Regions from separate parts of the Homo sapiens genome. Here region 2 is linked to region 1. A link is an interaction called in ENCODE POLR2A ChIA-PET data of the cell type or tissue named here. Cell type or tissue: K562. All regions are shown on one strand. Each heading gives the region's core, and the rest is flanking DNA. Links, peaks and the distances in the headings are about the cores only. Region 1 has its middle 52 kb from the start of TRARG1. Region 2 overlaps MYO1C (myosin IC).

The links. ChIA-PET counts read pairs that join two places held together with the same protein. Peaks named below come from ENCODE experiments on the same cell type or tissue, not always from the same donor. Only the 100,000 strongest peaks of a DNase experiment are listed, where the experiment ranks them.
Region 2: POLR2A ChIA-PET joins it to region 1 with 5 read pairs; 4 of 35 experiments call an interaction of 5 or more read pairs at or near these places.

Annotation. Positions count from the first base shown.
Region 1 is chr17:1,323,912-1,339,548 of GRCh38, forward strand. No RefSeq gene overlaps it. Among named protein-coding and RNA genes, the nearest start is that of TRARG1, 52 kb to the left of the region's middle. In K562, for the core only: a CTCF peak has its summit at 8,818 (motif pointing left); DNase peaks (open chromatin) are centred at 7,960 and 8,830.
Region 2 is chr17:1,468,446-1,478,888 of GRCh38, forward strand. MYO1C (myosin IC) reads right to left here. Exons shown (of 32, transcript NM_001080779.2): 10 at 10,171-10,290; 11 at 9,965-10,047; 12 at 9,642-9,747; 13 at 9,446-9,526; 14 at 9,060-9,151; 15 at 6,493-6,587; 16 at 6,367-6,413; 17 at 6,165-6,245; 18 at 3,678-3,783; 19 at 3,462-3,579; 20 at 2,778-2,891; 21 at 2,626-2,702; 22 at 2,176-2,244; 23 at 1,990-2,074; 3 more. Among named protein-coding and RNA genes, the nearest start is that of CRK, 17 kb to the left of the region's middle. RefSeq lists enhancers at 92-712, 6,387-6,516, 6,667-6,736 and a silencer at 5,487-5,576. In K562, for the core only: a CTCF peak has its summit at 4,890 (motif pointing left); no DNase peak of the experiment used is centred there.

The DNA.
Region 1 (15,637 bases), core at 3,916-11,915:
ACACACACACACACACACACACACACACAGTGTCTGGGCTCCACCTTAGTCTAATTGGATCAAAATTGGATCAACAGCACTGGAGAAGTAGATTCTGGCATTGCTACTGCTGTTTTTAAAACCCCGCTTTTGCTGGTGATGCTAACATGTAAAAAGGATTGAGCATGCCTGCAGTAATGAATGGACAAACAGGAGGTGGAGTGTTCCAAAGAATAGGTAGCACTATGGAAACCATAAGACTTTGAGTCTAAAAGGAACCTTGCAAAGGAGGTCATCTGCCTCCTCCGCCCTGCTTCCATGGTCATTTGCCTCCTCCGCCCTGCTTCCCGGTCATCGCCTCCTCCGCCCTGCTTCCGGGGTCATCCGCCTCCTCCGCCCTGTTTCCGGGGTCATCTGCCTCCTCCGCCCTGCTTCCGGGGTCATCGCCTCCTGCTTCCGGGGTCATCGCCTCCTCCGCCCTGCTTCCGGGGTCATCGCCTCCTCCGCCCTGCTTCCGGGGTCATCTGCCTCCTCCGCCCTGTTTCCGGGGTCATCTGCCTCCTCCGCCCTGTTTCCGGGGTCATCCACCTCCTCTACCCTACCTCCATGAAAACTATTCCTGGCGCTCTCTAAAGAGATCAGTGCTACCCTCCACTCCAGGGTCATCTCGCTTGGCCTCTCTACTTTTTATATCCACAAGGTCAAGAAATAGCCCAGACATTCCTCTCAGCCAATTGGAGCACTCGACGGAGCCCAGTTCATAAAACACACACACACACACACACACACACACTCACACACACTCACACACTCAGAAACCACAGGGCTGTAGATATAACGGCAGTCTGGCAGTTGGAGAATGTATCCTGCTTTCAAGATTTTTCAAAAGGAAAATCAAGTGTTGCTTGGTTATTTTAATGGAATAAAAATTGGAAACCACTTTAAAGTTAAACATAGGATGTTGGTTATATTTGAAAAGTTAATTAATCAGGGGTTGGGCATCTGCATAATAAAATTCAATGCAGCCATTACAAAGTATGCTTCATATGAAAGTTTAATGACACGAGAAGCTATGCATGCTGTTACATGAAAAATGGATGTACCATATGATCCCAATTTTGTAAAAAAAAAATGCTTGGAAGTTTTTAGACATTTAAAACAAAAATATGCAGTGTTAACAGCTATTATCATAGAATGTTGGGGAAACAGATAATTTTTATTTTCCTTGTATTTTTATTTTTCTATCTGATCCTTTTTTTTTTTTTTTTTTTTTTGAGACAGAGTCTCGTTCTTGTTGGCTGGAGTGCAATGGCGCGATCTCGGCTCACTGCAATCTCTGCCTCCCGCATTTGAGCAATTCTTCTGCCTCAGCCTCCCAAGTAGGTGGGATCACAGGTGCCTGCCACCAAGCCCGGCTAATTTTTGTATTTTTAGTAGAGACGGGGTTTCACCATGTTGGCCAGGCTGGTCTCAAACTCCTGACCTCAGGTGATCCACCCACCTCGGCCTCCCAAAGTTCTGGGATTAAAGGCGTGCGCTACTGCACCCGGCCTTGATCCATATTTTCTATAATAAACACATATTGATTTTGTCAGAAAAAAATGTAATAAAAATGCTTAGATGCTAGACCAGTGGATTGATCCATGAAAATTTGCCATTTTCAACAGAAGATTGCTGGGAGCTTTGGGCTAAAATAAAATTTCATACCATAATCAAAGACATTCAAATAATAACAATATAGATTCTTTCCTGGAATAAACAACTTCTTTAAGGCAAATGTCCACATTTCCTTGGAGTTAAATATTAATCTGATAGAACTCAGCCTAGGAGATGAAATTTAGTTTATGTGAAATTTTTATGAACTAATAAATGGGCTGGATCAAACAGCAGGACCAGAATAGAGTCACAAAGAGGTGTTACAAGATCAAGCATTTACTGTGAATTCTCCATTGCTTTCTTAAAAGGGTATCAACTTGGATGAGGCACTTACCTACCTAGCGTCTACAGCATAGCACCTACACGCCTAGACAGTGTCCCGGGTGGGAAGCCGTGCTGGAAGCGGAAAGCGGCTGTGAGAAGGGAAATTAGCAAGACCCTTATCCGAGGCGAGCTGGGAGAGCCACTCTTGGGTTCTCTTTGCATAGGTCACCTTCAGCAGGAAGTTTAAAAGCTGGAACCATGTTCAGTTAAATATAAATATCAAGTCGTGCTTGATGGGGTTCCAGAGGAGCCACGGCCCAGACGCCATAGTCGCCAACTGTGCACCACCATAAATGATCGGATATGATCCGATGCACAGGGCTCACGGCTCCATTAATGGTTCAGTGCTCCAATCTCCTACCAGAGTGGAGCTTCTGAAGTGCTCTTGGCTAAACAGAACAGTCTCCATCCATCCATTAAGAAACATGTTTTCAATACTGATGTTTTCAAAGCAACCTATTTCTCTTGTTAAAAACATAATTCAAATAATTTAAAAATGCAGTCTGGGCCGGGCACAGTGGCTCACACTTGAAATCCCAGCACTTTGGGAGGCCGAGGCAGGAGGATCACTTGAGGTCAGGAGTTCGAGACCAGCCTGGCCAACATGGGAAAACCCCATCTCTCCTAAAAATATAAAAATTAGCCTGGCATGGTGGCGCCCGCCTGTAGTCCCAGCTACTCAGGAGGCTGAGGCAAGAGAATCACTTGAACCTGGGAGGCAGAGGTTGCAATGAGCCGAGATTGTGCTACTGTACTCCAGCCTGGGCAAAAGAGTGAGACTCCATCTCAAAAACAAAAAAGAAAACAGGAAGGACCATTTAGGTAGTGTTATGGACTGAATATTTGTGTCCCTCTAAAATTCATATGTGGACGGCTGGGCGCGGTGGCTCACGCCTGTAATCCCAGCACTTTGGGAGGCCGAGGAGGGCGGATCACGAGGTCAGGAGATCAAGACCATCCTGGCTAACACGGTGAAACCCTGTCTCTACTAAAAATACAAAAAATTAGCCGGGCGTCGTGATGGGCACCTGTAGTCCCAGCTACTTGGGAGGCTGAGGCAGGAGAATGGCGTGAACCCGGGAGACGGAGCTTGCAGTGAGCAGAGATCGTACCACTGCACTCCAGCCTGGGCAACAGAGCAAGACTCCGTCTCAAAAAAAAAAAAATTCATATGTGGACATCTGAACCTCCAATGTGATGGTATTAGGATGTGGGGCTTTGAGAGATGATTCGGTCAGGCAGGCAGAGCCTTCATGAATGACATTAGTGGCTGTTTTTGTTTTTTCTTTCTGGAGATGGAGTTTTGCTCTTGTTGCCCAGGCTGGAGTGCAGTGGTGTGATCTTGGCTCACCACAACTTCTGCCTCCTGGGTTCAAGCGATTCTTCTGCCTCAGCCCCCCGAGTAGCTGGGATTACAGGCGCCCGCCACCACACCCGGCTAATTTTGTATTTTTAGTAGAGACAGGGTTTCTCCATGTTGGTCAGGTTGGTCTCAAACTCCCAAACTCAGGTGATCCACCCACCTCGGGCTCCCAAAGTGCTGGGATTATAGGCGTGAGCCACCGCACCTGGCCAAGCTTAGTGACCTTTTAAGAAGAGATATAGGGGGCCTGGCGCGGTGGCTCACGCCTGTAATCCCAGCACTTTGGGAGGCCAAGGTGGGTGGATCATGAGGTCAGGAGATCGAGACCATCCCGACTAACACGGTGAAACCCCGTCTCTACTAAAAATACCAAAAAATTAGCCGGGTGTGGGGTGGGAGCCCATAGTCCCAGCTACTTGGGAGGCTGAGACAGGAGAATGGCCTGAACCCGGGAGACGGAGCTTGCAGTGAGCCGAGATCACGCCACTGCACTCCAGCCTGGGGGATAGAGCAAGACTCCGTCTCAAAAAACAGAGACACGAGGCTTGCTCTGTCTCTCTGTCTCTGCTGTCTGCCAGGTGGGGACGGAGTGTCCATCTGCAAACCAGGACCCTCGGCCGACGCTGGGTCTGCCTGCACCTTCACCTCAGACTTCCCAGCCTCCAGAACGGTGGGAAATATAGGTTGTTCAAACTACCCAGTCTATGGTAATTTGTTATAGTAGCTTAAACTAAGAAAGATAGTTTTTGTCTTTGTTTTCTTTTTAAAGTGTACAATTCTGGCTGGGTGCGGTGGCTCACGCCTGTAATCCCAGTACTTTGGGAGGCCAAGAGGCCGAGGAGGGTGGATCACCTGAGGTCAGGAGTTCGAGACCAGCCTGGCCAACGTGGCAAAACCCCGTCTCTACTAAAAATACAAAAATTAGCTGGGCGTGGTGGTGGGTGCCTGTAGTCCCAACTACTAGGGAGGGTGAGGCAGGAGAATCCCTTGAACCTGGGAGGCGGAGGTTGCAGTGAGCCGAGATCACACCATTGCCCTCCAGCCTGGACGACGGAGTAAGAATCCGTCTCAAAAAGTAAATAAATAAATGGCACAATTCAGTGGCATTGAGTACATTCCCATTTGTGTAACTACCACTTCTACGTGGTTTGAAAACACCTCATGATTCCAAAAGAAATCACCATACCCGTTATGCAGTCCCTCCCATAGGTTTTAAAACAAGGAGGAAGTGGCCTGGCACGGGTCTCTGACCCAGTACCCCACAGAGACAGCCGGAAGGACTCTGAGCCAGTACCCCACAGAGACAGCCGGAAGGACTCTGAGCCAGTACCCCACAGAGACTGCTGGAAGGACTCTGATCCAGTACCCCACAGAGAAACACTGGAAGGACTCTGACCCGGTATCCCACAGAGATAGCCGGAAGGACTCTGACCCTGTACCCCACATAGATAGCCGGAAGGACTCTGAGCCAGTACCCCACAGAGACCGCTGGAAGGACTCTGATCCAGTACCCCACAGAGAAACCCTGGAAGGACTCTGACCCAGTACCCCACAGAGATAGCCAGAAGGACTCTGACCCTGTACCCCACAGAGATAGCTGGAAGGACTCTGAGCCAGTACCCCACAGAGACAGCCAGAAGGACTCTGACCCAGTACCCCACAGAGACCGCTGGAAGGACTCTGATCCAGTATCCCACAGAGAAACACTGGAAGGACTCTGACCCAGTACCCCACAGAGACCACTGGAAGGACTCTGACCCAGTACCCCACAGGGACCACTGGAAGGACTCTGGCCCGGTACCCCACAGAGACTGCTGGAAGGACTCTGACCCAGTACCCCACAGAAACCATGGGAAGGACTCTGACCCAGTACTCCAGAGGGCCCACTGGAAGGACTCTGACCCAGTACCCGACAGAGACCACTGGAAGGACCCTGACCAAGTACACCACAGAGACTGCTGGAAGGACTCTGACCCAGTACCTCAGAGGGCCCACTGGAAGGACTCTAAGCCAGTACCCCACAGAGACCGCTAGAAGGACTCTGACTCGGTACTCCACAGAGATTGCTAGAAGGACTCTGACCCAGTACCCCACAGAGACCACTGGAAGGACTCTGACCCAGTACCCCACAGAGACAGCTGGAAGGACTCTGACCCAGTACCCCACAGTTCTAAGGAAGAGGGTTAGTCCACGGAGCTGCAGAGGTGCCCGCTCCGGCTCTATGGGGTCAGCAGGAGGTGACTCAGGACCACCTCTGAAGATGGGCTTTGGGTCCTGAGCTCATGCACACAAGCAAATTGGTGTTAAAACCCGACAGCGTTTGCTTGTATTCCTTTCCCCAGTCACTCAGCAACCACTTAATGCAGACAGTGTGCCAGATGCTGAGGCCACTGCCCCGGGGTGAGTTATGAGGGGGTCAGCCTCTCCTTCCTTTGCCTTCCCATCCCCACCGAGAGAGGAGAAGCAACTCCGGCATGGGGTGGGAGGGCAGGACGTTGGGAGGCAGAGGGAACTCCATAGAGCTTCCCCGGAGACTAGGGAGTGGTGGGGAGGACAGGCCACTGGTGCCAACCTGTGACTGCTCCCGCCTATGTCCCCTCCCTCACAGTTCCCCTGGGAGTGCCAGCCCCTTGACCGGTGGGATGCGGCCCACCAAAAACCCAGGGCATCCTTAGCAGAGACCTCTCTCAGACACTGGCAGCTTCAAGGGATTACGTGGCTCAGTTGGCAGCATCTCAGGGGGGTCCAGTGTGGATTTGAGTGTTTTCCTCAAATGCCCGGACGGTGAAAGACTCTTGGGAACTCTGCATAACGCAAGAGGCAAAGGGAAGGAGACTCAGTATGACTAAGATTGATTTCACTTTTGGTAGCCCAGTAGGATAGGGGCTCCGAGATGGGTTGAGCCTAATTCAGGAGTGACATGACAGTTTCTGCATAAAGTTCATGCACATGATACAGAGATGAACAGCACATGCCCCCCAGCTCTCCGGGGACTGGCAGTCTAGTGGAAAACTGCCCGGGCCCCCACATTATTTCTTGAGAACATTCTGAGGAATTTTGTACCCTGGTGATCCTTTATTTGATGTTGTCTCTACAAGTTCGCAAAGTTGCTACAGCCCATTGTGCAGATAAAAAAACGAAACTCGAGTAATTTAGTGACTTTCTTATAGCCTAATAGTATCCGATTCAGCTGGGCAAAGTGGCTCACAGCTGTAATCCCGGCACTTTGGGAGGCCAAGGCAGACACATCACCTGAGCTCAGGAGTTCGAGACCAGCCTGGCCAACATGGCGAAACCCCCTCTCTACTAAAAATATAAAAGTGAGCCTGGTGTGGTGGCAGGCACCTGTAATCCCAGCTACTCGGGAGGCTGAGGCAGGGGGAATCGCTTAAACCCGGGAGGCGGAGGTTGCATGCAGTGAGCCGAGATCGCACCAATGCACTCCAGCCTGGATGACAGAGTGAGACTCTGTCTCAAACCAAAAAAAAAGCAAGTACCATTACCTCAGTAAGTGAACACAATTGTATTGGGGTGTGTGTGTGTGTGTGTGTGTGTGTGTGTGTGTGTAAGTTCTGGGGTACCTGTGCAGGAGGTGCAGGTTTGTTACATGGGTAAACATGTGCCATGGTGGTTTGCTGCATAGATCAATCCATCCCCTGGGTATTAAGCCCAGGATCTATTAGTTATTCTTCCGGATGCTCTCCCTCCCCTGCCCCTCTCCCCGACGGGCCCCAGTGTATGCCGTTCCCTGCCATGTCTCCAAGTATTTGGTTAGTGTGTGTGTTTTAAGAGACAGGGTCTTGCTATGTTGGCCAGGCTGGTCTTGAACTCCTGGGCTCAAGTAACCCCTCTGCCTTGGCCTCCCAAAGTGCTGGAATAACAGATATGAGCCGGCCGGGTGCAGTGGCTCATGCCTGTAATCCCAGCACTTTGGGAGGCCAAGGCAGGAGGACCACCTGAAGTCAGGAGTTCAAGACCAGCCTGGCCAACATGGTGAAACCCTGTCTCTACTAAAAATACAAAATTAGCTGGGCGTGGTGGTGCATGCCTGTAATCCCAGCTACTCGGGAGGCTGAGGCAGGAGAATCGCTTGAACCCGGGAGGTGGAGGTTGCAGTGAGCTGAGATCATGCCATTGAACTCCAGCCTGGGCAACAAGAGCAAAACTCCAGGCCGGGTGCGGTGGCTCAGGCCTGTAATCCCAGCACTTTGGGAGGCTGAAGCAGGCAGATCACAAGGTCAGGAGATCGAGACCATCCTGGCTGACACGGTGAAACCCCGTCTCTACTAAAAATACAAAAATTAGCTGGGCGTGGTGGCAGGCACCTGTAGTCCCAACTATTCGGGAGGCTGAGGCAGGAAAATCGCGTGAACCTGGGAGGCAGAGCTTGCAGTGAGCTGAGATCGCGCCACTGCACTCCAGCCTGGGCGACAGAGCAAGACTCTGTCTCAAAAACAAACAAACAAACAAACAAAAACAGGTGTGAGCCACCATGCTGTTGTGTGTTTTGGGTCTAACGTATGAAGCAAAGGGCTGGTCAGACATCTCATGGGTACCACCACACACGGTCACAAACAACAGGGAGCTGCACCGTGTCCTTGAAGAGAGTGATGACAAGTTGTAAGCTGCTGAGGAAGATAAGGAGGCAGCTCTGTGCAGGGTAGGTTGAGAGGGGTTACATGAGAGGCAGGGCACTGGCTCAGAGGTGGCTGCCATGGAGTCAGGTTGAAAACAACGGGGCCCCAGCCAGTAGAGCACGCAACAGAGGATAGAACAGGAAACAGAGAGGACGCAAGGGCGTGTTCCAGGGTGAAAAACACAAACTGCCATATTCATTTAGTAAAAACTTGCCACTTTTGGGGAAACGATTGTTTTTTGTTTTTGTTTTTGTTTTTTGAGATGGAGTCTCGCTCTGTTGCTCAGGGTGGAATGCAGTAGCGTGATCTCAGCTCACTGCAACCTCCGCCTCCCGGGTTCAAACGATTCTCCTGCCTCATCCTCCTGAGTAGCTGGGATTACAGGTGCCCGCCACCACGCCCGGCTAATTTTTGTATTTTTAGTAGAGACAGGGTTTTGCCATGTTGGCCAGGCTGGTCTCCATCTCCTGACCTCAGGTGATCCGCCCACCTCGGCCTCCCAAAGTGCTGGGATTATGGGCGTGAGCCACCGCGCCCGGCCACTAGAAGAGTTTTACTACACGTGTTACGGAGTAATGAAATGGTTCACTCGTTTCAGCATCAAATCATCTTTTCAAAGTAAACTGCATTTCTAACCGCTTCTTCTTGAGGCAATAAAAAACACAGTGCCATCTCATCTTTATTTTGTGCTACTAGAAGATGCTATCCGTTAAAAATGACTGTGTTCCCCAAGAATGTGTTCATATAATTTTGGATGCAATGCAAAATACTTTTTATGGTGGTCTTCTACCAAACACAAAAAGCAGTACCGAACCTGTGAATGCCGCAAGCTACACACACCCTAGGAGAGAGCGCCCCCTTGTGGGAATCAGTCACATCAACAGATTCAGACACACCAACAGCTGGCTCCAACGCGGGGAGCACTCAACAAGTCTTGACCCTTCTGTGTTCTGATTTCAACAGCTTTGATTGATTGATTGATTGACTGACTGAGACGGAGTCTCACTCTGTCCCTCAGGCTGGAGTGCTGTGGTGCGATATCGGTTCACTGCAACGTCCGCTTCCCGGGTTCAAGTGATTCTCCTGCCTCAGCCTCCTGAGTAGCTGGGACTACAGGCGACCCCCCACCAAGCCTGGCTAATTTTTTGAATTTTTAGTAGAGACGGGGTTTCACCGTGTTAGCCAGGCTGGTCTCGAACCCCTGACCTCGTGATCCGCCCGCCTCGGCCTCCCAAAGTGCTGGGATTACAGGTGTGAGCCACCGTGCCCGGCCCTGCAATTCCTTTTCTAATGAAAAAAGTCATTAGGAGAATAAAATGAATTTGCATGGATAAAGCACTTTCTATGAAAACATAAAACATTTGCTACACAAGTCAATGAATTAATAAACATGGAAAACCACATAACACACATATATTCAATAACACCTGCTTTCAAAGGTGGTCACGTTCTTTCAAAAATAGTTCAGTCCTTCCGTTCTTTGCTCCAGACCCACTTTTATATGACCCAGGACAAAACAGAAAATTTAAAAACATTTTTGGCAGAGAATACAAAATCAGATTAAGTGACAGACCATAGTGATACTGAAAATACATAACTTGAGCCACTTCACAGTTTTGAATGAACAGAGTGTGTAATCCTTTTCATTTCCCCCTAAAAATGATATCTATTTAAAATAGATAAATATTAATGCCTCTCTATTTGGGGCCTAACTATTTACTGTTTTTCACCCAAATAACTCAACATTCTGAAACAAACAAACAAAGGATCTTACTTTTCCTTTGTCTATTATCCCTGATATCTTCATTTTCTCCAAGTAGAAGTATTTTCTCCAAGTGGAAGCAATTTAGCATCTGGCACATGGGGTGGGAAAGCTATTGAAATGGAATGTTTTTCCCTCGCAATAGTACATGCAGTCAACCAACCAAAGTCTGAAGAACACTGAAATCGAGCCAACAAGTTTCTTTTTTTTTTTTTTTTTGTTTTTAAGACAGGGTCTCACTTTGTCACCCGGGCTGGAGTGCAGTGGCACAGTCTCGGCTCACTGCAGCCTCCTCAACCTCCCAGGTTCAAGTGATCCTCCTGCCTCAGCCCCACAAGTAGCTGGGACTACGGGCGCCCGCCACCACACCTGACTAATTTTTGGTATTTTTTATAGAGACAGTGTTTCTCCATGTTGCCTAAGTTGGTCTTGACCTCCTGAGCTCAAGCAGCACTTCCCAAAGTGCTGGGATTACAGGCGTGAGCCACCATGCCTGGCCCAAAATACTTAAAATTCAAGTTAGCTGCACAAATACTACAGTAAGACAAAAGAGGCCGGGCGCATTGGCCCGGGGTCACGAGGTCAGGAGTTCAAGACCAGTCTGGCCAATATGGTGAAACCCCATCTCTACTAAAAATACAAAAATTAGCCGGGCATGGTGGCGGGCACCTGTAATCCCAGCTCCTTGGGACGCTGAGACAGGAGAATCGCTTGAACCCGGGAGGTGGAGGTCGCAGTGAGCTGAGATCATGTCATTGCACTCAAACCTGGGCGGCAGAGCAAGACTCCGTCTCAACAACAAAAAAAAAAAGACAAAAGACAGTCGTGCTGTTAAAACGGAAATACTGGGTGACAGGCAGTGCCACTGTGTGAAGCAGAAGCACCAGCAAGGAAAGCAGAATGGTCTCACCAAGAACACACTGGACTCGGGAGACTGATGACCTGATGACCTGGATTTAAATCTATTCCGCATCATTTCACACCCACTTCACCTTCGACAAGCGTCTCAATACTTAATTTTGTAAAATGAGACTGATAATTTCTATCTTAACCAAAAGATTATTATGAAGCCAAAAAACAGATAATACATGAAAAAATACTGTGTAAGTTACTATAGATCTGTTATCCATATACAATGTTACGTGTTATGACTGCACCTCATCTCACTAATCATATTCTGCCTTGTATCATACTAACCTGAGTATCTGCCTTAATTCCCTCGAGCACCGAGATTAGAAACTCGTATGGGGCCATGTTGGTCTTTTTGAGGCAGGAAAATAGGGTCTGGAGTCAGGGAACATAAGGCACATTCACACTTCAGCTATGACAGGAAACATCCCCTCCGTGGGGCGTAAGCCAAGTAAATGACTTTGTAACTTTCCTACCTCCTCTCCTTTCACATACGGCGTACCCCAAGTAGAGGGTATTCAAACTCACAAAAACTCTGCAAGGCGGCCTCTGAGCCCCTGTGCCCGGGCTGCCCCCACACTGTGGAGTGTGCTTTCATTTCCAATAAATCCCTCACTGCTCCCTTGCTTGCTTTGTGCGTTTTGTCCAGTTCCTTGTTCAAGACGCCAAGAACGGCTGGGCACAGGGGCTGTCACCTGTAATCCCAGCACTTTGGGAGACCAAGGCAGGTGGGTCACCTGAGGTCAGGAGTTCGAGACCAGCCTGGACAACATGATGAAACCCTGTCTCTACTAGAAACACAAAATTATCCAGCTGTGGTGGCGGGCACCTGTAATCTCAGCTACTCGGGAGGCTGAGGTGGGAGAATCGCTTGAACCCAGGAGGTGGAGGTTGCAGTGAGCCCAGATTGCGCCACTGCACTCCAGCCTGGGCAACAAGAGTGAAACTCCATCTCAAACAAACAAAAAAAGTGGGCAAAGGACATGAATAGATATTTCTAGAAGAAGATACACAAACAGGCAACACATATGAAAAAAATGCTCAAAATCACTAATCATCAAGGAAATGCAAATTAAATTACCAGAAGGAGAGACCACCTTACTCCTACAAGAATGGTTGTAATTTAAAAGTCAAAAAGCAATAAATGTTGGCTTAGATATGGTGAAAAGAGAACACTTGGCCGGGTGCAGTGGCTCACACCTGTAATCCCCACACGTTGGGAGGCCAAGGTGGGTGGGTCACTTGAGGTGAGGTCAGGAGTTTAAGACCAGCCTAGCTAATCTGGTGAAACCCCATCTCTACTAAAAATAGAAAAATTAGCCAGGTGTGGTGGCACACGCCTGCAGTCGCAGCTACTAGCGAGGCTGAGGCAGGAGAATCTATTGAACCTGGGAGCCGGAGGCTGCAGTGCGCCGAGATCGCGCCACTGCACTCCAGCCTGGGAGACAGCGAGACTCCGTCTCAAAAAAAAAAAAAAAAAAAAAAAAAAAAAAAGAGTTCGAGACCAGTCTGGCCAATATGGTGAAACCCCGTCTCTAATAAAATACAAAAATTAGCCGGGCATGGTGGTGTGCACCTGTAGTCCCAGCTACTCAGGAGGCTGAGGCAGGTGATCCACCCGCCTTGAGCACCCATGTCCAGCCCAGAAAAACAAATTTTAAAAAGAATCAGGGCCAGGCACAGTGGCTTGTGCCTGTAATCTCAACACTTTGGGAGACTGAGGCGGGAGGATCGTTTCAGCCCAGGAGTTCGAGACTAGCCTGGGAGAAACTCCATCTCAACGTGGAGAAACTCCGTCTCTACAAAAAATACAAAAATTAGCTGGGCCTGGTGGCACGCATGTAGTCCCAGCTACTCGAGAGGCTGACGTGGGAGGATCACTTTAACCGGGGAGGCAGAGGTTGCAGGAGCTGAGATTGTGCCACTGCACTCCAGCCTGAATAACAGCGTGAGAATCCGCCTCAAAACAAAGAAACAAAAACCACACACACACACACACACACAAGTTGTACTAGTGGTTCCAGCCAGTGCAAGTGGGCAAGATAAACGCATAAAAGAATTAAAACTGTATAGATTCATAGACATGATTATGTAGAAAACCTGAAGGAATTTACAAGCAAAAGAAAGCAGCCCACTAGAACTAATACGTCCGTTTAGCAGGGTTGCAGACTAAAATATTAATAGACAAAAATAAATTATATTTCTTTAAAGTAGCAACGAGCAATCAAAAGAAAGCTTTGAAATGTAAAAAGCAAGCATTTGCAGTCCCATCAAACATTATTAAATGCTCAGGGGAAGATGTGAGACAATCATTGACAGACCTGTACACACTGAACAGCACAAAACATTACTTAAGTTAAAGAAGGCCCAAACAGGCCGGGCGCGGTGGCTCACGCCTGTAATCCCAGCACTTTGGGAGGCCGAGGCGGGCGGATCACGAGGTCAGGAGATCGAGACCAACCTGGCTAACGCGGTGAAACCCCATCTGTACTAAAAATAGAAAAAATTAGCCGGGCGTGGTGGTGCGCTCCTGTAGTCCCAGCTACTTGGGAGGCTGAGGCAGGAAAATCGCTTGAACCCAGGAGGCGGAGGTTGCAGTGAGCCGAGATCGCACCACTGCACTCCAGGCTGGGCAACAGAGCGAGATTCCGTCTCAAAAAAAAAAAAAAAAAAGAAAAAGAAAATATAGAGATGGCAAATGGCACATAACAAGATGGTCAATATCAATTCCTAGTCACTAGAAAATAGGCATTAAAAGTGCAAGATACCACCATAAACCTATCGGAGAGGCAAGATGTCAATGCCGGACTATGCTGAGTGCTGGAGATGATGTGGAGGAATGGGAGCGTTCATATGCACTGGTGAAAACGTCAAATGGTACCACCTTGTAAAACTACTGGATAGTTTCCAAAAAAGTTAAATATACTCCTGCCATGCCATCCAACCATTCCGCCATTTATCCACAAGAAAGGAACGACATGCCCATATAAAGACTTATACGCAAACACTTACAGGTGCTTTATTTGTCATGGACAAAAACTGGAAACACCCAAATGTCCATCAAATAGGTGAATAAACAAATTGAGGTATATCAAACAATGGAATACGTCTCAGCAATAAAAGGAATGAAAGGAATAAAAGGAATAAACTACTGATACGCACAGCTTGCAGTGAGCCGAGATCACGCCACTGCACTCCAGCCTGGGAGACAGGGTGAGATTCCATCTCAAAAAAAAAAAAAATGTTAATAGCTCCCCAGATCGATTTATAGATTTAATAAAATCATAAGCAAAATCCCAGCAGGTTTCTGTTGTTGCTGGTCTGTTACTGAAATCGACAAACTGATTCTTAAATGTATGCGGAAATGCAAAAACCAATAAAATCTTGAACAGCAAACCTGGAGGCCTCACGTTACCGAATATTGAATTATTTTAAATCTAGTGTGGCACTGGCATTAGGACAAATAGACCGATGAGGAAATACATTGTGCTAGGACCATTGGATCTCTATATGGAAAAAATTTTAACCATCTCCCTCATACCATGCACGAAATAGATTCTAGATGATTCTACATCTAGCCATGACAGGCAAACCATTCCTAGAAAATAACATAAAAGATTCATGACCTGGCCGGGCGTGGTGGCTCACGCCTGTAATCCCAGCACTTTGGGAGGCCAAGGCAGGCAGATCACCTAAGGTCAGGAGTTCGAGACCAGCCTGGCCAACATGATGAAACCCTGTCTCTACTAAAAATACAAAATTAGCCAGGCGTGGTGGTGCATGCCTGTAATCCCAGCTACTCAGGAGGCTGAGGCAGGAGAATCGCTTGAACCTGGGAGGTAGAGGTTGCGGTGAGCCGAGATCTTGCCATTGCACTCCAGCCTAGGCAACGAGAGCGAAACTCCGTCTCAAAAAAAAAAAAAAAAAAATTAGCCTGGCGTGGTGGAGCGCACCTGTAATCCCAGCTACTTGGGAGGCTGAGGCAGGAGAATCGCTTGAACCTGAGAGGTGGAGGTTACAGTGAGCCAAGATGGCGCCACTGCCCTCCAGCCTGGGCATAAGATTGAGACTCCGTCTCAAAAAAAAAAAAAAGATTTATGATCTTAGAATAGACAAGTATTTTTTAAATAGGACATAGAAAGTGCTTACCTTAAAGGAAAAGATGGATAAACTGGACTGTATTAAAATTAAGGGCTTCTGTTCCTCAAAAGACATCATTAAGAGAATGAAAAAGCAAGGCACGGCATGGAAGAAGACAGTAACAAAAACAACTCCAAAAACATACTAAATAAAGACGCTTAGAAATCGGTATCAAAACGACATCCCAACAGAAAACCGGGCAAAAAGTGTGCATGTAACAACAGAGATATCCAAATGTTCAATATATTACAAAGTGCTTAACCTCATTAGTAATCAGAGAAATGCAAACTCAAGCCAGAATTAAACCTCCTACATACCCACCTACATACCCACCAGCATCACTGTAACTAAACAATGATCAGGCTGATATAGTGGCTCATGCCTGTAATCTCAGTGCTCAGAGAGGCTGAGGCTGGAGGATCGCCTGAGACCAGGAGTTCCTGACCAGCCTGGGCCATGTAGTGAGACTCCATCTCTACCAAAAAATAATAATAAATAAATTAAATTACCCAGGCATGGTGACACACACTTACAGTCCTAGCTACTCAAGAGGCTGAGGTGGGGCTGGTGGCTCACGCCTGTAATCCCAGCACTTTGGGAGGCCAAGGCAAAGTTGGGAGGCAAGATGAACTGAGGTCAGCAGTTCGAGACCAGCCTGGCCATCATGGCCAACCCCGTCTCTCCTAAAACACAAAATTAGCCAGGTGTGGTGGTGGGCGCCTGTAATCCCAGCTACTCGGGAGGCTGAGGCAGGAGAATCACTTCAACCCGGGAGGCAGAGGTTGCAGTGAGCTGAGATCGCGCCACTACACTCCAGCCTGGGCAACAAGAGTGAAACTCCATCTCGAAAAAAAAAAAAAAAAAGAG
Region 2 (10,443 bases), core at 1-8,000, 140 kb after region 1:
ATTATCCTTCTTGCCCTTGAAGATCTCACTAGCCACGGCCTTCTGCTGCAGCTGAGGAGACAAGGGGGGTGAGGAGAGTGTCATGGTGGGGAGCACCATCTTGGGGGGGCAGAGCCAGCCTTAGGACCTGAGACAGCCTCCCTCACCCGCTTGCTGGTCCCTCTCTGGCTCAGCACCAGGAGGCTGAGCCCTGCCCCCCACACGCCCATCAACCCTCCACTTCCTGACCCTCTGCCGCCACCAAGCACTCCCCAGCGGGGTCATGAAGGCACTGCGGGGTTTTGAAACTGGCCTTGGTAATGCTTCCCCACCCCATCAGGCCCTGGTGGCCCTGAGACTCAGCTCCAGCTTGGGGTCTTGTAAGCAGCAGATCACTAATACTCAAGGTTACTGGGTGGGCCCTTTAGCATCATCCAATACTGAGTTGGCAAAAACACGGCACATCAACCAATGCCTGTAATCAGGGCAGATATCACCAATCGACCCGAGTGAAGACGCAGACTTTTCAACACAGGGTTCTGAGCAGTCTCTACCAATCAAGGGCAGTTGGCCCACGATATGAACCCTACTGGCCACCCCAGCTGTACTCCAGTGTCCACTTCCTACACGAGGCCCAGCAGGGCCTGGCATCCAACTGAGGTCACCGGTAGACCGGGGTAAATACGGTAGACTAGGGTAAATAGAGCAGACCGGGGTAAATAGAGCAGACCGGGGTAAACAGAGTAGACCGGGGTAAATACGGTAGGCGGGGTAAATATGGTAGGCAGGGCAAAATACGGTAGACCGGGGTCAATACTATAGACGGGGTAAATACAGTAGATTGCGGTAAATAGAGTAGACTGGGGTAAATACGGTAGGTGGGGTAAATACAGTAGACCGAGATAAATACGGTAGGCGGGGTAAATACGGTAGACTGGGGTAAATAGAGTAGACCAGGGTAAATACGGTAGATCGGGGTAAATACGGTAGAACGCGGTAAATACGGTAGACCGGGGTAAATGCCCCTCCAGGCGGACACCCTTTGAGCAATGCTTGCGACTCCCTGACTCCACTTCCTCATCCTCACCCAGCCCCGCTCTCCGTACCTGCTGCTTCCACTCAGGGCTGATACTCCGGCAGTATTTCCACACCATGTTCTTTATGCACAACTCCCGCAGAAGCTCTGAGGCCTAAGGGGAGGAGTGAGGTCAGAGGTCCTGGACACCCTGGGCCCTTCCCTCTGAAGACATCGAACATATGCTACTGCATCCTTTGGATAAGTAACACCCCCTCCATCTGGAGACGCTTCCGGTCAAGAGACCTTACTCGGCAGGGCGCGGTGGCTCACGCCTGGAATCCCAGCACTTTGGGAGGCCAAGGTGGGTGGATCACCCGAGCTCAGGAGTTCAAGACCAGCCTGGCCAACAGGGTGAAACCCCGTCTCTACTAAAAATAAAAAAATTAGCCGGGCGTAGTGGCGGGCGCCTGTAGTCCCAGCTACTCAGGAGGCTGAGGCAGGAGAATCGCTTGAACCCGGGAGGCGGAGGTTGCAGTGAACCGAGATCATGCCACTCCCTGGGCGAAAGTGTGAGACTCCATCTCAAAAAAAAAAGAGACCTTACTTTTCACTGCTCAGCTCTGGTCCGGGCCCTCCGTGAGCCCTCCCTGACCAATCCTTTGGCCCGAAGAAATCAGACCCTTCTGCTGTGTACTATGATGGTCCCTAACTTGGCAGGGGGTGCCCACAGACCTCACGCAGGGCAGGTGGGGGCGTGGGCCACGAGGTGTCCAGGACATTCTGGGGCAGCTGCCGCCTCAGGTTTAGCAAAAAAGAGGTGCGCACATGGTCCAGGAAGAAGGCGTTCTCGGGGCAGCGGGGGGCGTGGCGCAGGACGAAGCCTCGGATGAGCCTGGGGTGGGGGGCCAGACAGGGTTGGGGGTGAGGGGCCTGGCGGTGAACCACCCCCCACGCCCTGCTCTGCAGCCCCCACAAGGCACCCTGGCGCTCACCGCCGGATGGTCTGTGCCGCCCACTTCCTCTTGGCTGCCTTCCTCCGGCCCAGTGTTCCACGCCACCACGACTGGATGCAGATGGCTGTCGTGGAGACCACAGATGGCTGAACTCTATCTTCTTACCATGGTGGCCCCCCCTGGCCCCAGACCCCGCCCCTCCTGAACACCCATGGGCCCGCGAACCTGATCTCTTCACCCGGAGGAATTTCTGCCGCCAGTGAAAGCCCCTCCAGGCAGCTTGGATCTTTGTGGCTGCGGTTGGGAAAGAAAGGCAATTGGCCAGAGCGCGGGGAGCCAGCTGGGAGCCTGGTGCCGTGTGCGCTCCACGAGTGGCATGAATGGGAGAGTGGCTGAAGGAACCAACGAGCAGGAGGAGAGTGGTGAAGAAGAATGAATGTGGGGACTGCCCGGAAAAGGGGGGCGGCGGGTGGGATGGTGGGCGTGGGGCTGGAGCTGGTGGGGAGGGGCTCCAAGTCGGCCATTGGACTCTCTGGAGAAGGACTCCCTGGAGCTGGGCGTGGGGCTGGAGCTGATAGGGAGGGGTGGACTCCCTGGAGAAGGAGCCCAAGGGAGTGACTTCCCTGCTTCCCAGAAGGGACCCCGTGCAGCAGGAAGGGTAGGCCTCTCTCTCACCCAGGCTCTGCCGCCGGACCTCCAGGGCATCCTCTGTGGCAAACAGGGTCTTGGGGAAGCGGATGAAGATCTTGGTCCTGGGAGAGCAGTAGTGATCAGCCCGGGGTTGCCACTCCCATTCCCCGCAGGCACCCGGCACGGACACTACCCACCTGCCCATCTTGTACTCTTCTGGCTTGTAGCCCAGGTGTCGGACCAGCACAGCCACCCCATCCTGCGGCCGTCCTGCCCACGTGGGCCACGTCTCTGGGCACAGTGACTTGTACCTGGGGACAGGAATGCACGCGGCTCCCACCCCAGTCAGCAGCCTGCCCTGGGGACCCCAATCAGCTTTCTCTGGGCACCTGCTGGGTGCTCCCACTGACTCGTTCACAGCTAGCAGGAGGCTCACTCGGTCACTGCCCCCATTTTAAAGATGAAGAAACCGTTCTTATCTACCTAAGGCCAAGTAACTAGAAAGTGGCAGAGATGAAATTCAGTTTGACCCCCCAGGCCCCCGACTCAGAAGAACCACAAAGCTGCTCCACCCTTTCGGAGCCCCTTGGAAGCTGCCCTACAAGGCTTGCTGTCTGCCTCTGGTGCCCGGCACGTGGACGGAGGCCTCCTGTACCCCTGACCGGGTGCTCCTGGAGGGCACGGCCTGGGGGAGCCGGGTATTCTTTCCACCCAGCCTGATGTCAGGACCGCAGCACCAAGGGCCTCCACCAAGGGCAGCCCAGGGCCTCCGCATCCGCATTTCTAAAATGGGGCCGAGAACCCTTGTCTGCCCTCATGGGACCTAGGGGCTCCTACCCTCCCGCTCCCCTTCCCTGGCACCGAGCAGGACCTGCCCCCACCTTTGCAGGAAAGCTTCGTATTTGCGGCGATAGGCAAAGCCGGCTCTGCGCACGCGCAGGTTTTCCAACAGCCCCAGGTACTTCACCTGGTGGCGGATCAGCACCTCGTCAAAGCGGCCTGGGGTAGGGGGAGCGCCGTGGTCAGCGGGCTGGCGCTGACGGCCTGTCTCCTGCAGGGGAGGCCCGGCCCCGAAGTCCCCCGTGGGAGGGGCCTACCGGGCTGTTTGGCATCATTGGGTTTGATGCAGCGGACGTAGGCGGGCTCCTTAGACTGCAGGATCTCCACCAGCTGCAGGAGGCTCATCTTGAACTGGGTGGCGACCTGGCGAGCCAAGAGGCATGGGAGGTTGGCCGGAGCTGGGCTAAAGCTGCTGACCCCAGCAGCGAGTACCCCACTCCCCTGGCTGGTGACGCGCGCAGCAGCCTCTGATTCTGCCTGGTCCTTACTCCTCCCACCACAGCTTCCTCGCAGCAGAGGAGGGGGCCAGACTCCACCCCTTACCCCTCTGGCTGGGCGAGAGACCTCAGTCTACGAGCCTCACTCCAGCCTAAAACTCCTGCTCAGGTCTCCCAGCAACCTCAGTGCTACACCTCCCTTTAGTGGCCCTTCTTTTTCTTTCTAGAACTTCAGGGCTGCGTTCCTAAACAGCATGTCCCATGCTACGCATTCAGCTAGTATCTGGGTATGCTGCTCTGCGGGACCTGGAAGGATCTCAGGCCTGGCGGAGGAGCACGCTCCTTGGCAAAGACTCACAATCCCGGTGTTCCGAGAGTAGCAGGTGTATGCCTGTGGGTTCTGAGAGCCCCACAAAGGGACAATTCATCCAGTCTGAGGGTTAGGGGGCACCAGGTGACGTCTTCTGGAAATGACGCTCTGCTGAGCTTTAAAGGATAAGGAGGAGGGGCGGGTGAAGTGGCTACAGGGAAGGACTGAGGGGGAGCTGCTAAGTACTCCGGCAAGATCCAGTGGCTGGACAAGGGAGACAAGGAGAGAAAAGAACGAGGGGGCCGGAGCCGGGCGCGGTGGCTCACGCCTGTCATCCCAGCACTTTGGGAGGCCGAGGCGGGCGGATCACCTGAGGTCAGGAGTTTAAGACTAGCCTGGCCAACATGGTGAAACCCCATCTCTACAAAAATAAAAAAATTAGCCGGGCACGATGGCGGGTACCTGTAATCCCAGCTACTCGTGAGTGTGAAGTGGGAGAATGGCGTGAGCCCAGGAGGCAGAGGTTGCAGTGAGCCGAGATCGCGCCACTGCACTCCAGCCTGGGTGACAGAGCGAGACTCCGTCTCAAAAACAAAAACAAAAACAAAAAAGGGGATGACACCCAGGTTTCTGGCCTGGGGGACTGGGTCAAAGAAGGAGAAAGCCTGGAGGGGCAGACCAAGGGCCCGTTTGTTATAGACCAGTGGGATCTAGGGTGCCCTGGGGCCACCTAGGGGAAGAGGATGAGATACACGAGTCTGTGGCTTGCTGGAGAGGCCTGGGCGGGAGGGTGTGTAGGCATCCTCAGCAGGGAGACGCTAGGGCCGGGAGGATGTGGTGCTTCGGGAGAGGGTGGGGTGGACGGCAGCAGCGGGCAGGGGCACAGTGAGCCACACCCTGGGCAGCATGTCGCCTGCATGCCCTCCCTGCCAGGCAGTCTGGCTTCCACCTCCCTATGGACTCACTGACCTCACTCTTCTGGGGCTCCCCTGACCCTCTTTTTGCCAAGCCCAACAGCCGTACCTCCGCCTTCAGCTCGCTGGAGCCCTCCCTGCATCTGGCACCCTGGCCATGCCTGCCTTTCCCCCGGTCCTTCTCCTTGATGCCATCGCTTTCCTGCTCACCTCATGGCCTTTTTAGACTCTCTGTGTCTGGACTGGGCCCTCACTATAGGTTCATCTGACATTCCCAAGTCATCTCCAATGCTTCCTCCTCCAGGGAGCCTCCCCAACCCCTCACCCCTTCCGCCCCGTCAGGCCGTTTGCTGTTCCCTCTTCTAAGTTTGCAAAGCACCCTGTGCACATGTTGCTGCAGGCACACCCACTCATTGTGGTACCTCAGTGCCTGGCAGTGTCTGCTATAAATGTCTGCTGAGTGGGTAGACACATGACAGCAACCGCACAGAGGCAGCTGTCAACATATGGGCACCCACAGAGACAGACGTACACAAGGATTCCCCTACAGACACAGCCCACACTGAAGACACACGACTCCACTATAGACACAGCACACACACACAAGTAGGCAAACAGGGACAGGCGTGGTGGCTCACACCGGTAATCCTAACACTTTGGGAGGCCGAGGCAGGTGGATCACCCGAGGTCAGGAGTTTGAGACCAGCCAGGCCAACATGGTGAAACCCCATCTCTACTTAAAATACAAAAAATTAGCCGGGCATGGTGGCAGGCGCCTGTAATCCCAGCTACTCAGGAGACTGAGGCAGGAGAATCGCTTGAACCAGGGAGGTGGAGGTTGCAGTGAGCCCAGATTGCGCCACTGCACTCCAGCCTGGGCAACAGAGCGAGACCCTGTCTCAAAAAAAAAAAAAAAAAAAAAAAGTAGGCAAAGAGGCACCTAAGGCAGCCCCCTACAGACACCTGCAGATGTGCACGGGCTCACACGCGTTCACACGCACGCTGCCAGCTCCCAGGCTCACACAGGCCCTCATGCACACTCAGGCGCATGCACCCCTGCGCCCGGTCCCGCCACCTCCTCACCGTCTCTGGCCGCTTCTTGTCACTGAGCTCGCTCCGGTCAAAGCACTGGCTCATAATGGGATTCTTTGAGCTACACATGGTCTGTGTGGGCAGAGCCGGGGTCAGGGTGGGGCACAGGGACAGGCAGGACAGGCTCCTGGACACAGGTGCAGAGCTGTGGGCTATCCCCACCCCCACCCCGGCCTCCCCACGTCCTCCTCACCTCCTTAAGGTTCCGGAAGAGAAGGTCATTGTTTTTGTCCAGAAACCCTGGGAGGGGAGAACCGACGTGAGGTGAGACAGAGCCTCCCCGCAGGCCCCTGTGGGGACACAGCCCCAGGATCCTCACCGGTCACGCTGTAGGTCACCTCCCCCGCATAGTGCAGAAGGCGGAATTCCCCTCGGCCCAGAGATTTCCTGGTCCGCTGGTCAGCCAGCTTGTGCCTGGGGGTGACAGGGAGGAAGCTGCAGATGGCTGCCGGCCTGAGCCAAGCCCTCTGCCTGCTGAAAGGGCCTCAGGAGCAGGAACCAGCTGCCCAGGTGCACCCCAGGCCGGGCACAGTGGCTCACGGCTGTAATCCCAGCAGTTGGGGAGGCCGAGGTGGGTAGATCACAAAGTCAGTACTTCGAGACCAGCTTGGTCAATATGGTGAAACCCCATCTCTACCAAAAATACAAAAATTAGCCAGGCGTGGTGGTGGGCGCCTGTAGTCCCAGCTACTCAGGAGGCTGACAAAGGAGAATCGCTTGAACCTGGGAGGCAGAGGTTGCAGTGAGCCGAGATGGTGCCACTACACTCCAAAAAAAAAAGAGCAGGTGCACCCCCAGGGCTGGGTCACTGAGGCAGGCCAGGCAGGGCCAGTGGCCTCCCTGATCAGAGCGGACCATGGAGGCTCAGAGAGGTAGATGGCCTTGGCCAGGGCCACACAGTGCCAGGACCGGGACCTGGGCCTCCTGACGGCCAGGGTACGCTGCAGGGAGGGAAACTCTCGTTGCTTCGGCCGCTGCGGGCTCTGCTCAGAAGGGGTGGTGAGCTGCGCACTACTTTTCAGAATGGAATCTGCTGCCCCAAGAGAGCACTTAAGTCTTAGGCGTGTTTATACCCTTTCACCCATTTGCTTTTAAGAACTATTTCAAGCAGCTAACCAGAGACACGGACAAAGATTGAAGGCACGGAGATGTTTGTGGCAGCCTTGTGATTCCAGCAGAAACCTGGGAGGCTGGCCAGGGGCCCCGAAGGGCTGGGTGAGAGAGGGGAGTATCTGTGGGTCAGAACCGCTCCAGGAAGTGTTCTGAGGAAAATGTTGTTTGATGATACGGGAAAATGTGCAGGATATTTACCCTGAGCCTTATACACAAGTTCTCGACTACGAAAAAAAATGCATAGAAAAAGGCAGGAGGGAAATGCCTCACACAGTTAACAGCCATGGCCTTTGGGCGACGGGATCACAGGTGGCTTTTGCGCACATTCCAACTTTGCTGTAATAAGCAATATTATTTTTATAATCAGGAACAAGTTTTTAGTATTTATTATTTAATGAATCAGGCAGCCCCTAAACCCGAATAGATTCAGAGAGACTCCTAGAAACAAGTCTTTTTTTTTTTTTTGAGACGGAGTCTCACTCTGTCATCCAGGCTGGAGTGCAGTGGCACCATCTCAGCTCACTGCAAGCTCCGCCCCCCAGGTTCAAGCAATTCTCCTAGCTCCCAAGTAGCTGGAATTATAGGTGCCCACTACCACGCCTGACTAATTTTTGTAGTTTTAATAGAGATAGGGTTTCACCATGTTGGCCAGGCTGGTCTTGAATTCCTGACCTCAGGTGATCTCTGCCCACCTAGGCCTCCCACAGTGTCGGGATGACAGGCGTGAGCCACCACGCCCATCCAGAAACAAATTTTCAATATATTATTATGCAAAAAATACTCATGGCTTTGGCATTCAACAGCCCTGGCACTGACCCCAGCTCGGCAACCCAGATGAGAGCTAATTTTGGGGAAATGACTTCGCCTCTTGGAGTCTCAGTGAGAAAACACCAAGAACCCCTCAAGGAGCAGCTGCAGGTGAAGCGACGACATGCACAGCATGCATCAGACCGCGCTGGACAGAGGCGCTTGTTCCTGTTTCTACCTCTCCCCACTTCAGAGGATTCCTTCAATAAAAATCAATTTCCAAACAAGGAAGATGAAAAATCTTAGCAAGTTTCATTCTCAAACAAGAAGAAGGAGGAAGCCAGGCTACTAGTGTCTTGTTTTTTGTTTTTTTTTTTGGGGTTGAAGTCTCACTCTGTCGCTCAGGCTGGAGGGCAGTGGTGCGATCTCGGCTCACTGCAACCTGCACCTCCCGGGTTCGAGCGATTCTCCCGCCTCAGCCTCCCGAGTAGCTGGGATTATAGGCACCTGCCACCACACCCAGCGAATTTTTGCATTTTTAGTAGAGACTGGGTTTCACCATGTTGCCCAGGCTCGTTTTGAACTCCTAACCTAAGGTGATCCACCCGCCTCAGCCTCCCAAAGTGCTAGGATTACAGGCGTGAGCCACTGCACCTGGCCTTCTTTCTCTTTTTTAAAAAATTCATTATTTATTTTTTTCCCTTTTTTTTTTTTTTTGAGACGGAGTCTCGCTCTTGTCACCCAGGCTGGAGTGCAGTGGGTTGATCCTAGCTCACTGCAACCTCAAAACTCCAGGGCTCAAGTGATGCTCTTGCCCCAGCCTTCTGCATAGATGGGACTCCAGGCGTGTCAGCATGCCTGGCTAAGCTTCTTAGTTTCTGGACACATGTGAGGGGTCCTTAACTCAGCACCGTCCCTGGTCACCTCCTTGTGGCTGGTGTTTTGTGATGGCGGAGGGACTCCTGCACTCCGCAGGCTCTGCTGCAAGTGAGCCCTTGCCCCCAGCAGCCCCGCAGCCCCACTCACGTCAGGAAGTGTGGATGGTGCTTGACAGTATCCTCCAGCTTCTCCAGGAAGGTCAGGTCTGTGGCCTCCCCGGGGCGCAGACACTCCTCATCCTGGGGGGTGTGGCACAGGGGGAAGGACGTATGGGGGACAGGTCAGAGCGCACAGAGGATTGGGGTCACCGTGCTGGGAGGCACAGACACAGGGGAGGGGCAGATCACAGGGAGTCTCCACAGAGAGCTTCCAACTGGGGCGGCACCTCCCTCCATCCTCCATTCACAGCTCTGCCCTGTCTCTACTCAGCCCCAAACTCTGGCCCTCCGTGGACCAGCCTGGAGAGAACGGAGAAGGGGGACATCCTCCCACCCAGCCTCCAGCACCAGGCCTTGGAGGCGCAGAGGACTCACCAAAATCGAGATGATGCCCTTAAACTTCTCCTCCACCAGATCACAGATGATTTTGTTGTTGAAATACTGGACGGGCTCCCACTGAGGGGCAGAAGGGAAGGAAGGGATCACCGTGGGGTCCTGGCACCCTCTCCCAGGGGCCCCGATACCCAGGCTCCCCGTGGCCCACGGAGAGTGCCCCCAGGCTAGCACACACCGCGATGCCCTCTGCCTCGTACTCCTCCTGCTCCGACTTGAGCGTGAGCTCGATGAAGAGCTGCTGCAGCTTCTCGTTGCAGTAATTGATGCAGAACTGCTCAAAGCTGTAAGGAAGGAGAAGAGCCCACAGTGGCTCAGTGGGGACACAGGACCAGGAGAGGGGAAAAGCTGGACGACGCCCCTGAGCACAGGAGGTGAGAAACACAGAGACAGTCCCCGGCTGGCTGGGGAGTCACAGGGCAGGAATGAGAGGCTGGAGGACAGAAGAGAGGGAGCAGGACAGGAGACCGGGAGGAGAGACGGGGGAAAGATGGCACCGACCTGTTATGCTGAAACACTTCAAAGCCATAAATATCCAGGAGCCCGAGAACCGTGGTGCTCCGCCAGCTGGGGCTCTCCACGTCCTAGGGCAGTCATTCAACCGAAGGCGTGGGCCCCCTGCGCGTGCCAGCCCCACCCTGCAGCACCCCCCGCCTCGCCGACGGCCCTCCCTTCTGCCTTGGGAGCAGTGTGGACCGAGCCCTCACCTTGGAGGCCAGCGACCTGTTGATCTTCCCGACGAGCCAGGTAAAAGTGCGGCTGTACACAGCCTTGGCGAGGGCGTCTCGTGCGTACGCGGCCTGCTCCAGGTTCAGCGGGCTCAGGAGCTGTGGACGCAGCGTGAGACAAGGAGATGAATGCCACAGAGCCTGTGCATCCCACCTGCTCCCAGGCTCAGGCAGACCAGGAAGCCGCCACCACTCTGCACTCCCAGCTCCAGCAAGCCTGCAGTATGGGGAGGGGTGCTGGTAGTGGGACCT